2 separate regions of the Homo sapiens genome follow, and region 2 is linked to region 1. Evidence: chromatin loops called from intact Hi-C (ENCODE). Cell type or tissue: GM12878. All regions are shown on one strand. Each heading gives the region's core, and the rest is flanking DNA. Links, peaks and the distances in the headings are about the cores only. Region 1 has its middle 120 kb from the start of NFKB1-AS1. Region 2 has its middle 88 kb from the start of SLC39A8.

What was found. A loop is a pair of places that touch in the nucleus more often than their neighbours do. Peaks named below come from ENCODE experiments on the same cell type or tissue, not always from the same donor. Only the 100,000 strongest peaks of a DNase experiment are listed, where the experiment ranks them.
Region 2: it touches region 1 in a loop (4-fold over the local background); 2 of 110 quality-filtered maps call a loop at or near these places.

What each region holds. Positions count from the first base shown.
Region 1 is chr4:102,623,059-102,628,436 of GRCh38, reverse strand. No RefSeq gene overlaps it. Among named protein-coding and RNA genes, the nearest start is that of NFKB1-AS1, 120 kb to the right of the region's middle. In GM12878, for the core only: CTCF peaks have their summits at 2,665 and 4,569 (motif pointing left); a DNase peak (open chromatin) is centred at 2,705.
Region 2 is chr4:102,254,569-102,259,946 of GRCh38, reverse strand. It overlaps a transcript of SLC39A8 not described here. Among named protein-coding and RNA genes, the nearest start is that of SLC39A8, 88 kb to the left of the region's middle. In GM12878, for the core only: a CTCF peak has its summit at 2,051 (motif pointing left); a DNase peak (open chromatin) is centred at 2,107.

The sequences.
Region 1 (5,378 bases), core at 251-5,250:
GTTACTGAATCCTGCCATGAAAGAAAAGTTTGCTTAACCCCTTAGGTTGGTCTCTGTCTTTAAACAAGATTTATTGAGCTCCCCTGTGTGCCACATCATGCTATGCAGTGATCAAGTACACATGATTATAGTAACACCTAAGTTACCTACAACTCTCAGGAAATGAGACATTCTGGCTCACGAAAATTTCTGTTTGAGAACTAGCACTCATCCCTGCCTCATAATTTAGGTGGGAACAACCCCCTTGTTCTGATTCTGTTCCTGTTACTTTTTGTTGGTTTTGTAAAATTTATTGGACCACTGCCAGTAGTTGGAGCAGACAGTGTTGGCTGGCCACCTCACAGCCAGATCTTCCTCCTCTCTGCTAATAGAGGTGGCCATGTCCAGCCTCAGAGACTGAATCATAATTTGTTATTCTAATCCTAGTCTCCATTGCCAGTGATTGATGTAGGGTTAGGCCCATGACACATTTCAAGAATGAATCATAAGTTGATGTCTAATGTGGGGTTTCTGGGGGAAGGTTTCCCTGCCTGATAAGGGATAGACCTGAGGCAAAACCCTCTGCTGTTGGGTAAAATTGAGAAGCTATTTGAGGGCCTGACACTTGGAGCTGCTGCAGCCTTTTTTTGGTGATCTTAAAGAAACATATTTGACAGGGGGTGTCAGAGATGTTTAGCTGCTAAATTAACCCTGCAACCATCTAACTGTGGTCTTATTATAATGTGGTAAAAAATAAAGGCTTAATTGTTTAATCTTGTAGTCAGGTGTTCTGATTTTACAACCCAAAGCATCCTAATTGATACAGCAGTTAAAGGTGTGGGCGTTGAAATCGGACTTACTTGTGTTTCAGTCCCAGATCCACCAGTAGCAGGCTGTTCTTCATTGGATACAGGCTACTGAGTCTTTCTGTGCCTTAGTTTCTTTAAACATGGGAACAATAACAACAGTATCTGCTTCATAGGTTAATTGTGAGGTATAAAGGAGATAATGCACAGATTATTGATAGCACATGATAACTATCCACCAAATGTGAGCTATTACAATCATCATTGCCTCTGTGTGAAGCCATCAGAAGAAATCTAGGGAGGTGGGCAGAACTGAACGTGTGCAGGCATTGGGTGGTGGCTGTGAACAGCATCAGACAGGAGAGCTGGAGGTGTCGGGGGCAGCAGTGAGCCTGGGAGAGGAGCAGGTAGGACCTGGATCCCCCCGCACCCTGCCTTGTCATCCTGAAGATTTAGGTCATATTTGACCAGCAGGTCATGGTCTAGACTGTGTTTTAAAAAGTTGAATTACATGCTAACATTTAAAAAGGGAAAGATTCCATGTAAAATATCGATGTATCTATCGCTGATCTTGTAATGGTATTTTTTAAAGCCCTTATTTGTTTAGCCCACTTATAGTCAGGCATTCTCATTTTATCATTAAAAGCATCCTCGTGGATAAAGACATGGGTCTTTGAGGTCAAACATATCTGGGCCTTGGAGAGGGCAGTGTGGGCACCTGGGTGTCCTGTTGGGAGATGCGTCACCTACTTCCTTGTGCTGGGATGCTGCAGTGGCAGTGGTGCCTCTAGTGAGGAAGGCTGTTGGGGACATAATTTGCTGAAGTGGGCTGGGAGCGGTGACTCACGCCTGTAATCCCTGCACTTTGGGAGGCCGAGGCGGGTGGATCATCAGGTCAGGAGATCGAGACCATCCTGGCTAACAGGGTGAAACCTCGTCTCTACTAAAAATACAAAAAATTAGCCGTGCGTGGTGGCGGGCTCCTGTAGTCCCAGCTACTCGGGAGGCTGAGGCAGGAGAATGGCGTGAACCCGGGAGGCGGAGCTTGCAATGAGCCGAGATGGCGCCACTGCACTCCAGCCTGGGCGACAGAGCGAGACTCCATCTCAAAAAAAAAAAAAAAATTGCCAAAGTGGGTGAAGGAAGGGCCCCTGCTCTTTTACAATGAGCTCTCAAGCCAAAGTGGGTGACTGGCATGCTTCCCTACCCATATTTTTGGTATTGGAATGAAAAGATTTTTAACTAGTCAACTTACAAACATGAATGAAATTTTGCCTTGTCAAAGATCCAAATTGTGTGTGCATGCACGTGCGTGTGTAAGTGTGAAGACTGCATGTGGTGCAAGGGCTATGGGCTCATGCTCTGATACTGAACCTCCCGGTACTGGCCTTGGACCAATCACTTAACCTCTAAGCCTCAGTTTCCTTATCTTGAAGTTGAGATTAATGGTAATAACTATCTCACAGTGTTCCTGTGAGGATTAAATAAAATAAAGATATAAATGTAGTAAATGCAATAAATGTTGGTTTATCAATATCATCCCTCAAAGGATAAGGCTGGTGGTGGCTGAAGTGTTCAGGCCTAAGAATCTTTGATTCCGCTTGCTAAAAGGAAAGAGCAACTTAAGCCTTCTGTACTGAGGGAAAATAATCAACAGGCTTCATGAACTGAGTTGAAGGAGAAAAATCCAGGCAGAAAGCTGAAGAAATTTCTAATTCCTTTTTTTTGGTAAGGTTTTTCCAATTTTACAGAAGCAATAAAATAAAATAAAATAAAATAAAATAAAATAAAATAAAATAAAATAAAATAAAATTGAGTAGCAATAGGCAAGCCAGCTGTTGGATGATTGTGCAAAGTTCTGCTTCTTCCAGCAGAGGCCTCTTGTGCTCAGGAAATGAGGCTAGTGGTGTGCAGAAGGGACTGCCCTGGGCCAGGGTGCTGGCTTCCTGGAGGCTTCCCCAGAGTACAGGGCATTTGCTGCCTTCAGCGAGGCGAGGGGAGCCTAAGGAAACACTTGCAGGGCTGCTCCCCAAACCCCTCACCTTCTGGGCTTCAGGGAGTTGGATGCCAGTGCCCCAGAGGAATGCATGAATGTGAAAGTACCTTAAAGAAGGAAATAAAGAGAAAGAAAAGAAGGGAGGGATGAAGGGGGAAAGAGGTGGGAGAAAGAGAAAAAGAGAAAGAGAAAAAGAAAGAGAAAGAGAAGAGTTGAGAGAAAGAGACTAGGAGAGAAAGAGAAAGGAAAAAGGAAGGGAGAGAAGAAGAATGAGAGAGAAAAGGAAAGAAATGGTGAGAGAGAAAGAGAAAGGAAGAGAGAGAGAAAAGAGAGAAAGAGAAAGCGGAGGGGAGAGAGAAAAGTAGAAGGGAGAGAAAGGAAGACAATGAGAAAAGGAGAGAAAGGAAAGGAGAGAGAAGAGATAGACACAGGGAGAGAGAAAGGGAGAAAGAGGAAGGAGGGAGGTGAGGAGGAAGGGTGGAAGGAGAAAGAAGGAACCCAAAGGGCGTCTCTGTTTGCTGAGCTCTGGTTTCTTCCATGGATCCAGGGCTAATAAAGGCTGAGCACCAGCATAGCTGGATCACAAGGTTCAGATCCACAGAGCAAATTTGTCTACTTTCTGCCTGTCTTTTGGTTACAGACAGGTCCCAGACTTAACAATGGTTTGACTTACGATTTTATGACTTTTTGACTTTATGATGGGTTTATCAAGGTATTAAGTGCACTTTTGACTTATAATGGGTTTATCAGGACATAACCCCATTGTAAGTGGAGAAGCATGTGTATTTCATTTCCATCCACTGTTGCTACCTTGGCAAAAGTGTGGCATATAAATGCTTTTTAATTCAAATTTACTTACTATGGATCTATGAAAACTTGGTACCAAGCCTCCTGAATAGATGATTGACAGAGGAGAAGTCAGATGAGCTATTTAAAGGCTTAGTAACAAAACAATCAGGAAAGGGCCAAAACTGTGAGCTATGGGCGTGATTTGGGGAAAGGAATTACATTCTGCTGGTGGAGGGACCAAAATCGTCCTTGGCCCACACGCTGTGTGCATATGTTGCTCATCATTCAAGATGTGCATTTGGCTAGGCAGTAAAGGAAGGCGGGGCCAAATGGTGGCTTTGACCTTCCCAGATCAAAACTGGGATGGAGAAGAATGCTAAGGACTGCTTGCATCAATCAGGCCTGAGAGGTTTGCTCATCTGTGAGCATATATGCACTTCCTGAGCATATATGGTCTCCATATACTGGGGAGGTAAAATTCCCCCTGCTACTGTGGTCGCTGGCAGCAGTGGTGGAGGGGCAGGAGCTTCAGGACCTAAAGGAAGAGAACAAGAATGTTGCTTTTTGGCAGCCCTGCTCCTGTAGCAGGACCTGTCTGTGGGATTACGATGGGTCTTTACGGGGATGTCATTTCTGATCCCTTTGGCCTCCCTAGGCCAGGCTTTGCTTCAGCTGGGAGGCAGGATTCTGCATTAATGTGGGTGGCCCATGGATAGCTTTTTGGGGGTCCTGGCTTGAATTGTTGAGGGAAGGTGAAGGGACACAAAGAAGTGGCAGAAAGAAGCAAGTGGTGGAGAAAAAAAGCTTCTGAGGGCCCCAAAGCAAAAGGAGTGGGGCTGGAAGGAGTGGGTAGGAGGAAGAAAGTCAGCATGGACTCAAGGCCTCTTCCTGGGCCTGTTCTTGGGGACCGGTGCCAAGCATCATGTGTGCTGGAGCTGAGTTCATTTGTTGAGGGAATGCTGGCTTCCTGCTGTTTGGCCACCCTTGGATAATACTTCAGAGCCCCCTGTTGGCAAGCTTCTTCCCTTTCCTGGGCATGACCCACCCCTTTGAAACAGTTGTGTGTTCCGTGACGCACTGCTGCAGCGTGAAGCCAAGGAGCACAGTATGGGGATTGAAGACTGAGTCCCGGCCCAGCCTTTGCTCTTTACATTAGACCAGGGGCCTTCCAGCACATCAGCAACTCTGTCCTGTGGACAATGGCAGGAATTCAAACCCCTCCCTGTTCACCTCTCAGGCTGCTATGACAGTCAGTACTTGAAAATATTTTCTAAATGAAAACATTTACATTTAAAGTTTTTTATTTTGCGAATTTTTTTCAAAATTACAGAAAAAAATTATTTCAAAAGACTTTTGAACATTTGCATTTGAATAAGGTGATAAAAAGGGATGCTGGAAATGTAAAAAAAAAAAAAACCCACGACATGAAGTTTTTCATTCAATTTTTTAAAGCCAAAAAATAAGTTGTGCATTATTGCTTTAGGAAAAGGAAAAAGGGAACTGCGAAACAGTTTTGAAATGAAGAAAATATCGATCTCTTTTCGCCAGGGAACAGACCTAGTAACCTGGTTGTCTGCTACTGGGCATCGACTTACAGCCTTCCCTGATCTGATGTGTCCCCAACATAGTCCTCAGGGTTCCATCTCACTATCTTCATCACCAGCTCTGCTTCCTGGATCCCAAGAAGGAATCCTGGGAGAAAAGTTTTCAAGAATTTGTTTCATCTGCTATCCTTCTGGCCTGAAGAGAATATTATTTCCACAAGAACCAATTTCTGCTCCTTTCCAATTTATCTGAGAAAATGGGAG
Region 2 (5,378 bases), core at 56-5,055, 370 kb after region 1:
AAACGGAAACAAAACTCTTTTCTATGGACTTTGATCTTTCTGTTTAAAGCTCTTCTGATTACTGGAGCCACATCCAGAATTATGAAACTAAGTACTATTAACACATACTGGCAAAAGTAAATTTAAAAAACCACTTATTTCTCCCCCTGCCCCATATGGGTTATTACAGCCAGTCAGTGCAAGAAAAGTTGGATCTGACATCCAAATGTGGTAAAGCAGAAACAGTCTGCTAGGTAGGGCCCTACTAAGTAACCAGAGATCATCATAATACTATTCAGGGACTATTAAAATCGTTGACTTTCGGGTTGGCCATGCTAAGCAACTGGTATAGAAATAAGCCATGGCGGGGCTAGATTTACAGTTTGAGCACATCACTGATTTCCTATTTATATCTCTCCCCCATAATACCAGTTTGTTATCTGATTCTTGTAGATAATCAAATGGGCTACTGATGACATCAAATCTCAACTTCATTTACTTTGGATATATACGGTAAGAATAACAAGGAACAATTTTAATGGGTGGGCTTGCATGTTTTAAAGTTTATACAATGGCTTAATTCCTTCTGCAGTGACTGTGCATGTTATTCCCACAACAGTATAGACCAACTGGTAGTAAAACCCCAGTGAGGCAACACGTGGATAATTTATTGCCAAGCTTATGGTCACCAACAGGATGTTTGCTTAGGGGTCATAGGAAAGAAAAATAAAGATGAAAAGTTATGAGTACAGGGGGAAATCTCCTTGGAAGAATTCAAATGGGAAATTCTTCCCTCTCTCAAAAAGCTGAGGAAGTTTATAAAACTTGTTTCAGTCTGTATTTTGTGGCAAGCTCCATTAGCAGACCTCACAGACACTGCGGGTGGTGTCTGTAGAGAGGCTCAGAGGAGGTCTGGCAAGTGCTTTTGCAGGTGAAGTGAGGAGAGTTGTTGCTACCCCAGCTTGACCTTCAGTCGTAGAGTTTGTTGGGATAAAAGGTAGACGAATATTCCCATGGTCTAGTGTGAGCCGAGTGGTGTGTAAGTTCTGGTTTGGAACAATTTAAAATCTTGTGTAAGAGGGGTACTATCTTGAAAATAGAAGAAGGTCAGTACTGAGTGAACTTCTGGAAAACCAAGGACTAAGTCATGTGGGGCAATTGGAGAACTAGAATACATCACTTGGCAGGAACCCCTCTGAAGAATCCCAAAAGTGTCTATAAAAGAAAGGTTAGTCTTAAGCATCTGTCAGACAGACAGCATTAAGCAACATTTTGACAGTATCTGTCAAGTATGAACTTTTTTATCCCCTTTTCTTTCCTTCATCTGAGCACTTAACCCTGGAAGGGCCAAAAGCCAATTAGTGAACAGTGGGGAGTAAGGAAATAAAAGAGAAGGATTCCTTCCCAGAAGTCTTACCTTTGAATACAAATTGAATTACTGATTGATGCATTGGATTGGACATTTTCAATAACTGACTTGAGACTATGTTTGTGTCTTGAAGTAATTGTAGGATTTTATATTCCCTCCAAAGTCCTGTGTGAGAACAGCCATTGTGCCACCCCAAGTTTCATCCAGGGGTAGGAGAAGGGCTAGCCAGTCCTTCACTCCCAAGCAGACAGTGAGGAATAAAATTAAAAGTTGTTTTTAGTTACCCCTGTGAGAACTGCATGTTAATATACTGATTATATCTGCCCTTTAAAAATTAGTACTTACACACACCTGTAGTCCCAGCTACTCGGGAGGCTGAGGCAGGAGAATGGTGTTAATCAGGGAGGCGGAGCTTGCAGTGAGCCGAGATCGCGCCACTGCACTCCAGCCTGGGTGACAAAGCAAGACTCCGTCTCAAAAAAAAAAACAAAAAACAAAAAACACTTACTTACAACAAACCTGTGTAATGGGTTCTATTTTTAATGCTAGGCCAGGCTGCAGCTGAGAAGTTGCAAAGGAACCCCATGCTCAGGGATGCAGCCAGGGAAGAGCATGACAAAAGCCCTCCCACCCACACTGCTGACCTCTTGCAGCAGCTGCAAACAGCAGGAGAGCCCTTTCCTGTTGCAGTATCCCTCCAGCGCCCTCTACTGAGACAGCTCAATATCATGCTCACTGTAAAGGATGGGTGCTAAAGGAATTCTGTTCATTATGACAGAGCATGTATTTAGAGTGAATTTGGAGTTCAGTGTTAGTAAGTTGGTAAGTGGCACAGGGAGACATTACTCCGTGACTAAATGACATCACTCTGTGGTGATGGGACTTCGTGCATTTGCAATGTTGGGGACATAGACTTTTCAACTGTACAGGATGGGGATCCACTCTCCACCCTTCTGTATCCTGCTTTTTGCCTCCAGAGACTGACCCACATGGACCTCAGTGGGTATAGCCAAATGGAGAACTTCGACAAGAGACTGGAGGAAGTGAAGAGAGGAAGGATAGAGTATCAATTTCCTTGACTATCCTCCTACTGGGTATCCTTGGGCTGCCTGTTTTGCCCAAGAAGGCCTTCTCTACAGAAAAGCTTCTTACAATATCTGTGGCTAAGGCCCAGCTTGTTTTCCTTATTTCCAATTTATCAATAGCTGGCACTTCTGTAAATAGATAGAATTCAAAGAAATTACTAGAAAAATGAAATACAATTAAAAATAAATAAATAAATTAGCTGGGGGTGGTGGCGGACACCTGTAATCCCAGTTATTCAGGAGGCTGAGGCAGGAGAATTGAACCCGGGAGGCAGAGGTTGCAGTGAGCCGAGATAATGCCACTGCACTCTAGCATGGGTAACAGAGCAAGACTCCATCTTGGAAAAAAAAAAAAAGACATAGAAAATCCAACCCCATTTTTATTATTAGATAAACCTCATTTTTTATTAGACACAATTATTCTTTGGGATTACTGTTGAAGTTTATAAATGCTTATTCTCAATTTCCGTACCTAGTTCATCTAAAAAACTGTTGCTGGGCCAGCACCTGCCTGTAGATTCCCCTCCTTTGGTTTTGGTGCCCACTATCTCTCTGTCCCTTTGGCCTAGGGGTAGTAACAGCTCTACTGTCTTCAGCCCTGCGTTCATGTAGCATCACCTGTGGTTTCCCTGCACCCCACTTGCATGTTTGTAATCAGTCCCTTTGTAAATTAATGGACCTGCCTCACCTTACCCTCATTTGAGCATGGCAGTTCTTTGTTTCCCCTGTGGCTGTGATTATCAGCAGTAAACGTCTTATCCTGGAAGAGGAGGTGACTGTGTGAATTTGGCAGGAGAAGGAATACACAACAAGTGCGTATATGGGAGTGAAGTTGCTGCTCACTGAAAGCAAGGAGAAAATTTATGGGGATGAAAGATGATAAGCCATTATCATTAAACATTTTAGGGTAACAAGATGGCATTAGGTTAGATTAATTTGTATGATTAACTATGCATACAGAGAAAAATATCTAGGATGTTTTGAGAGACTAGTTATAAGTGGACTTATCACATTTCTGGCAGATAAGAATCTTTTGACTAGATAAAAGACTGTAACCAACTGTCCAACAACACGTCCTTAAGCATGAATCATCACGTATTTTTAAATAAAGACATAGATTTCTAGATAGGGAAGAATGAATATATTTTTATGATTGTTTATTGAACAGTTTATGCCTTATGGGAATCCTTCTCGTGTAGATGTATCTATAGGTCACATTCCCTCACTTAAAGCATACTATGAAGTGCTACGTGGAATATCTGAGTGAGAACACCGGGACTGCTGCTTGTGACTGTATTGCTGAGACGTTCCACCCATTCACAGCAATGCTTATAAATAGACAATGTTTTTTCTTTGGGAGTCATTGTATGTGCTAACCTTAATGGTGTTACTCTAATAATTATGTACGAGCTTGTTAATGAACTGGGAAACATTGATTTTAGAAGCTTAGAAACTGTGGAGGAAGGTGCTTCATATGGATCTTTCTACTTTTTGTATCTTTTGTGTTTCCATGAAAAAATCTTTTAATTTGTGAAAAGTAAGCCTCAGAATTCATGTCTAAGCATTTCGTAGAAGGATGCACGTGAGAAAAAGCACCTGCGCTGTCATAGCGATCCTTTGGTGTTTTAAGATGAAAAAGTTCAAAGCATTTTAGAATAGTCATAAAGATGACATTGTATAAGTTAGGAGCTGGGTTGTCCTGTCACTTTGTGGTGACAAAACTGGTGAAAGTGGTATTAAAATCATTGCTGGATATGTTTGGAGTAATGCACTTCTGTTGATTGTTTCTGCATACCTTGACTTCTGCCCTTGTCCATGTAAAAGCTTCACTCTTCCTTTTAGAAACTGGTTTCTCCCAACCCCTACTGGAGATTGTCAACCAATGCACTTAACCTCACCCATTTGCCACAAGCTGGGCAAGTCACCCAGTCTGGGTCAATTGTAATCTTTACACAGAAACTTCTAAGGATGTGGAGAGCCAAAACTCTTGCCTCTTGTATTTGACCCCAGAGCTTCTGGTGGTCATGTTCCTGGCACAAGGAGAAACCCGGGAAAATGAGATGGATGCTGAGAAAACAGTAGAAGCTATGGGGACTGATTGGAGAGAGTTGTGTTGTCTTTGGTTCTAGTTCCTGACATCCTTAGTACTTTTCAGTTATTTTTCTTTAGTTCCTTCAATTTTGTAAGTTACCCAAGTTATTCTAGTATCTCAGTATGTCCTTTTTGGCTTTAACTAATTTGATTTGGGTTTCTGTTTCTTGCAATACAATTTTTCTAATTAATACAGCAGTTAAATATTGAGATATTTATTTCAAACAAAATTCCCAGCTCTTGAATTTAGCAAAGTTCCTCAGCACTTTCTGGAACTTCACTATCAATGTCAGGAGTCAACTTCCTAGGCAGAGTATAGTAAAATCTCTATTATGTTCCAGTAGTGGTGAGCAAAAATCTTTCAAAACTCATGGATAATTTCTATTTATTTTTATTTCACTTTGGAATACATAGAAACATTGTACATATTTTACTTTTTTTCACTTAGCACAATTAATACATCAAAAGTGAAGGTTGTTCCTCAGTGACAACTATGAGAGGGTAACTAACATTTGATGCCACTGAAAAGTTTTGGAGCCAAAAGGGGCCTCAATCTATAACCTAAACAACCTTGAGTTCAGAACAAATAATGGTGTTGAAATAATATTCTATGTATAGAACCATATGATTTTTAAGAGCAGGAGCAGGATAACTGAGGGAATAACTTATATACCTTGACAAGCCATGCAAAATCAGACTTCATAGATAACTCCAAGGAAGATGTTTAATGTAGGATATGAATCTAGGCTACACTTCATACATCATGTTTTCACAGAAAAATGCAGTTTCCTAGCAACCATCACCTGGTTGTCAAGTTATTATTTGATTTTTACAGACATCTGGCTTTTTAAGGC